2 separate regions of the Mus musculus genome follow, and region 2 is linked to region 1. Evidence: chromatin contacts called from ENCODE Hi-C or POLR2A ChIA-PET data. All regions are on one chromosome and are shown on one strand. Each heading gives the region's core, a stretch centred on a gene start or an enhancer-like site at or near the end of the contact. The rest is flanking DNA. Distances are from core to core; before and after follow the strand shown. Region 1 overlaps Sobp (sine oculis binding protein). Region 2 holds the start of Sobp (sine oculis binding protein).

What was found. Hi-C counts contacts between places; a loop is a spot of excess contacts on that map. ChIA-PET counts read pairs that join two places held with the same protein, here RNA polymerase II (POLR2A).
Region 2: a loop to region 1 is called in a map of left cerebral cortex, with 2.4 times the contacts of the local background. The contact joins the promoter of Sobp here to the enhancer-like site in region 1. A Hi-C loop is called at or near these places in 3 of 37 maps with a recorded cell type or tissue (all left cerebral cortex). POLR2A ChIA-PET finds 5 or more read pairs at or near these places in 1 of 5 experiments (embryonic stem cell).

What each region holds. Positions count from the first base shown.
Region 1 is chr10:43,120,833-43,123,827 of GRCm38, forward strand. All of the region lies in intron 4 of Sobp (sine oculis binding protein), which reads right to left. Among named protein-coding and RNA genes, the nearest start is that of Gm51799, 42 kb to the right of the region's middle. Within about 2 kb of position 1,402, at least 1 of the 3 ENCODE cell types and tissues checked has a DNase peak (open chromatin) inside an H3K27ac peak, as active enhancers do; it is left cerebral cortex, where a contact is called at or near this core.
Region 2 is chr10:43,172,916-43,175,910 of GRCm38, forward strand. Sobp (sine oculis binding protein) reads right to left here and starts at 1,615. Exons shown (of 7, transcript NM_175407.3): 1 at 1,061-1,615. The coding sequence starts at 1,156. 9030612E09Rik (RIKEN cDNA 9030612E09 gene) reads left to right here and starts at 1,784. Exons shown (of 1, transcript NR_102361.1): 1 at 1,784-2,995.

The DNA.
Region 1 (2,995 bases), core at 152-2,651:
CAAGCTCACACAAAACTTCCCAACTCTGCCCCTGCACTGTTCACCAATGGGTTTCACAAAGCTTTTTTTTTTTTTTTTTTTTTTTTTTTTTTTTGAGCAGGCAAACTCAGGGAGTGCAGCCATGCTGAGTGCAGGTTAGGAGGAGAGAAACCCCTCAAAAGGACTCCTCAGATCATTTGTTCAGTTCTCGTTCTTCAAATAAACCAAGCACTATTAGTACCAAGGCAGGAATCCCGGCATGTGACTGGATCAATTAGGCGAATATACAGCACAAATAAATAGATCCCTTCCTGATCGTTCGTTTCCTGAACTGCCCACTGCCCAAACAGACAGACTACGAATTCCAAATGTGCACATTTATCTCCATGCAGCAGAAGTCACTGGGACACAATGTGGCTGATGAAATCTGACACTGTGGTTAATGTTAAAAGGGAGTGTGCCTCCTGGACGGATTGGATAATTACTGGCAGCTCAGATGAGAAAGACTTGATTCAAGTGACTAGCATTAGCTAGCACCAGAAGGAGAGCCAGAGATCTACTGTGTCTGGAATTAGCATTCCCATGTATGTGGCAACAATCCTGTATGCTGATCAGCAGGAAACTAGTGTCAGATTTATCAAAAATCCCCACTCTGCTCACACTCGCTGAGAACACGGAGTCTTGAAGCTCTGTAGAGTCTTGATCAGCTCCTCACACTTAACTGAAATACTCGGTGGTATTTAGAAGTTGGAATTCATTCTGGGTAACAGGTTAGGATTCTTTGTTTCCCCTCACAAGCTCCAAAGCCCATTAGAAAACGGAAGTGTTTGCTAAGTCCTTCTTTTCAGGATATACTCACCTGTCCATTCTGATTGCACGCACGTCTCCCTTACACATACAATTCTCACACAGTTTTCAAGGATTCAGATCAATATAAGGATCTGTGCGTGTCCCCGAGGCCTGTGGTGGCATTCCTAGGGCACTGTGTCCCACCTGCTTGCAGAACTTCTGTCCTGGATCTCCCTCTGGCTTTCCACAGAAACCTGTGCTTTAAGTTTTCCCCGCAACTTCACTTCATTCCACCTGCCAGAGCTTCCGGCTTTCTTCCCACTCACAGAGTGTTTCAGGGACTAGCACACTCCTCTCCCCCATTATTGCTCTCAGAGACTCCCAGTTATGGCAGCTCACTACAATTCCATTCCATATTTTAAAATGTGAGAGTACAGGAAAACTGTTGGCTTAGTTGTTTTTCTCCCAGAGCTTCCTGAGGACGTCCCTGTTTGCTGTGTCCAAAGGGAACTTAGACCTCAGCCTACAAAGTGAAGGCCTGGAGAGAGGACTACCCTATATGCTAAGCAGTTGGAAGGTTTTTCTAAGACTGAGCAGCCAAGGCCAAGTGCAGGCCAAATGCAGACAATCAGATCTTGCAAGCTTCCCTATGCCCAATAAAAGCCAGGGAAATCCAGTAGAACAACCCTGGCTCCTGGCCTCATTTACTTGCAAGCCAGTGTGCAAACATCAAGCAGAATCAAGTCTTTGGCCAGAGACTGAGGCAGTTAGAGGACATTAACTGCAAGTAATTTCTTAATGCCCTTCTCAAAGCTTTGTGAATGACAGCCATTTTGCAATAAAACATTGCACGTGTCTAAAGAGTAAAAACTGGACACGTTAACCAGTATATTAGCAGAGATTTTGCTACACATTTCTTCTACACTACTGGGTTTCATAATTAAGTCTAAAACCAGGAAATCTTTTCAGGCTATGCTTAGGTTTAATTTGAAAAACCAAAACAGCAACAACAACAACAAAATTACACTCTATGTATAAATAAAATATAACGACAAAAACTGTGATGATGTATGCTAATTAGTGATGGGTTCCCTCTAAAAGACACCTCTAATAAAACACTGGGATGCATCCAGGCTATAGTTTGACAGTCAAATCAATGCTTATTGAACAATAGTCCCCACGCAGAGTGTCTGTTACGACGGCAGCTATTGGGAAACCTCAATGACATCGCTCACAAGCATCTCCATCTCTAGCATCTATGATCTTCACTGTGCGTCATGATGGTGCACTGGGAGCTACAACATCTGCTGAAGAAGAATCTATTCCTGCCTCAATCCATGGGAAGTAGAAGGAGGAGGCAAAGTTGGATGCTCTTAGGAACCTGTATTTATTACTTTTCAATGTCATTCGGAACACCACAAACTTGAGGTTTGAACAAGGAAAGGAAGCAGTCATCCTTGCCTTACATTGGCCATTTTCCTTCGGTTTTGATTTCCTGGCTCCTTTTGGAATACTAGTTTAGACAACAGGATATTTATTTCTCACACACACACACAAAAAGACAAAATAAATGCCATTCAAGAGTACTATTTGTAGTCTTGTTAAGATCTTTTTTTAAGAGGGATAATAAAAAGAACATTTTAAGCACTCTGCCATTTTACAAAGTAGAATTGATATTAAAAGGTTGAACTCGGGCTAGAGAGTTGGCTCAGTGGCTGTTTTTCCAAAGGACCTGGTTCAATTCTGAGCACCCACATGGCAACTCAGAACTATCTGTAACTTCAGGCCTGAAAGTCATACAGGCAGGCCAAACAGGCATTCACATACAACAAACATAAAATAAAAATAAAGCACGTTAAACTCTGTTTCTGCATCTACTGCAAAAGCAGCCAGGCGGCTTTATAACCTCTGACTCCTTCCTTATGACTCTCTAGGGTAAAGGCACTCTCACGTCCTATTCTCTGTGGCCTCAGGAGCACTTTGAGAAGTTGTCCCTGTCTGGAACCCCACAGAAGAGGAAGTGTGTGAGCCAGAGGGGGGAGGACACCAGGAGAACAAGGCCCTCTAGATCAACTGAGCAAAGCTCGTGTGAGCTCACAGAGACTGAAGCTGCACGCACAAGGCCTGCCCGGGTCTGCACCAGGTCCTCTGTGTATGTACTGTGGTTTCAGTTTAGTGTCTATGGGACTCCTGAGTGTGTGCACAGCAGGTCTCTGATGCTTGTGCC
Region 2 (2,995 bases), core at 365-2,864, 52 kb after region 1:
CTGTATTGAAGATTCCATGCAGACAGAAGTGGAGAACGCCAAGAAACGCGAAAAACAAGCCTTACATATTTTAATATCATAGAAACAAATCTATGTACGTAAAGTGATTTCTTTTTCAAATCAAGAAACTCATAATGCACACACAAGATAAAATCCTCGCCAGGCAAAACACACAACTTTGAGGAAAATAAAGAAGTGGGGGTGACAGAAGAGTCCAGGCTGAGCCGTGTTCTTGGGTTTCTACGCGAACAGCTGGAGCGCCAGGAGGCTGCGCTCGCCACCTCTGGAGCACCGCTGGCCTGGCAGGGCGCCCGGCCTCGCAGAGAGGACTCGGGGCTGGCCTTCGCGAACAATGGGCAGGCGGCAGCGGAGGCCGCCCCTCAGACAGCTGGCTTTCAGCCGGGCTTGCCGGGTCTGCTAACTGGAAAGTGAGGCGTGCAGAGGCGAGCGGGAGACCCGGGGCAGAAGCAGAGAGGAGCGGCCGGGGACGGCGAGGCGAGCCCGCTGGCTGCAGCGTCCCTGACCCGCGCCGCTCCGGCCCAAGCCTCCGCCACTGACAGCTACACCGCCGCAGCCGGCGAGTTGGAGCAAAGCGGGATCACCGAGCCTGGGGATGGACCGGGAAGAGGGGTGGAATCCAGGTATCCCGGGTGCCCCGGTCCGGCAGCTCTTAACTTTGGAGGGGTCCGGAGATTCATTTCCGAAAAAGGGAGAAATACTACACCGACCATCAGGAAAGCCACTGCACCATGCTCACTCGCCACTGGGGTTCAGTGCCCTCGCCCGGCAACATCTGTACCAGTCTAGGGTTTGTGAGGTTAAATAGTATCCCCCCCCCCTCGCCCCCATCAAATCTGAGGTTGGCAGACTTCGGAGATGCAGCCCATGAGTTGGCCTCGGTTTTGCACCTGGAGGGGGAGCTGAGGCGTCCCAGGGACCCAGCAGAAACTGACAAGCGCGCCCCTGTCCCCCCCCCCCCCCCCCGCAGCCTACACAACAGCCCGAAGGGAGCGGACGGAATAAAGAGCTCGGTCTCCCCGGCCTCCGAGTCCGAAAATACCTTCATCTCCTCGTTGATCTCCCTCTTCACAGGGTGAGCGGGTTTCCGGCTTCTTTTATTTTCCGGAGGTCTCCCTTCTTTCTCCATTTCTGCCATGTTTTTGTGTCTGGTTTCTGTGGAGATGAAATGGCTGCTGCCGCCGCCGGCGGTGGTGGTGGTGGCGGTGGCGGTGGCGGAGGTGGAGGTGGTGCTGATGGTGGCAACGCTGGCGGAGGTAGCGGTGCTAGCGGGTCCGGGGCTGGGGGTGGGGGTGGAACAGGCGAGGGAGGAGCGGGGTCTCTTCTAGCGGCGGAGACCGTCAGTGGCCGTCACGGGGAAGGGTAGCCCGGGGAGTCTCGGGGATGCCGCCGCCGCCGCTCCTACCGTCGCCGCCGCCGCTCCTGCTGCCGCCGCTGCCGGTGCCGCCGCCGCCGCTCCCGCTCCCGCCGCCGCCGGGCTGCATCCTCGGGGCCCGAAGGAGTCGTCAGCCATCTTCCTGAGCTCTGTCTGTCCGCATGGGCGAGAGGAGCGCCGGCCACGGCGGAGACAGCTGCTCTGGGCGTGCGTGCGTGGATCTGTGTGTGCGCCCGGGAGAGCGCGCCAGCCCCGGCGCCCAGCGCCTCCCGCGAGCCGAGCCGCGGGCGGAGGGAGGGACTGAGCGGGGAGGGGTCCGAGGGAGGGGAGGCTGGGGGTGGGGGGGACAAGGCCAGCCCCCCGCTCGCGAGCGGGCGTGGCTTCCCGGTCGTTGTAGACGCGGATGCTGCGCGGCTCCGGGGGCTGCTGGCGGCCGCCTGCTCCTGGGCGGCGGGCACCGGCCCTACTCGGAGCCGCCACCTCCCCGCGACGACCCCTCCTGCTCCCGAGCTCCGTGACGTGGGCTCCGGTGGGCTCAGAGTTGGCTTCTGAGGATGACCTAGAGGCCGCTGAGGCAAAACATAGCGGGGTGAAGGGTGGAGGTGGAGCGCTGAAAGGGCGCAGGGACCTGAAGGCAGAGCGAGAACTCGGCTCCGGGGTTGCAGCGCCCGGGAGCGGAGGGAAACACAGACCGGACCCACCGCTCAGGCACCAGTGTCCTGCTCCGAAGACTACGGCAGGCTGTGTGGAGGCTGAATGTCGCTTAGAGGGGTCTCCAGCACAGCGCGCCGTCAGACTGTTTGCCAGGAAGCTTTTGCCTTCCTGAGAAGGACTTCGAAGTAGGACAACTCAGCCTCCAGCTCCCTGATTTTCTTTCTCTTTCTGTCTCCCTTCCCCCTCTGCCCCAAACGCAAGCTTATGCTCTGTTACAAAGTAGCATCTTTACCCGGTGACCCGGCTTGCACCCTCACCGTGCCCTGTGCTTAATGGGAAGGGTTGGGCTTAGTGGGTACTGTTGTGCGCTCAGGATCCCTCCCCCCAGAAGCCCCACGCCCTCGCCACGCACGACAGGACCCTCTCCTCTCCATCAGGTTCCACACTCTTCCACCAGACTCGCATCTGCTGGTTCCAAAGCCCAGCTCATCCTCCATGCGCTCACGTGTTTCCTCTTGGGCCGCCTCTGTCCACGCCCTGGACCAAGGTCGGCTGCGCCTGTCCCTGTCTTTTGGGTTGAGGTATCAGCGTGAACCGTTTGATGAGGCTCCAGAGACAACACACAGCTCTGAAAATCTCCTACACACACTGCAAAGGAACGACACCTAGACGTTCCCAGTTCAGCTTTCCCGCGCCGCTCCACTTTGTAATTACCTGACACAATGTGATATGGGGGTGTCCATTGTTCCCCGGCTTGTTATTACGGAGTGTTCATTATGACAGTGGTGGAATTTAAAATTACACATTTTTAAGTCCTTAAGAGATAGAATGAATTCGGTGTGGGGGTATGAGTAAGCTTTTCATTAAAATCTCAGTTCGGCCTATCAAGTGGGGTTCATTCTGAGTGTTGCCTTGCCTAATTTGCATTTTAGCATGGTTTTGTCTCTT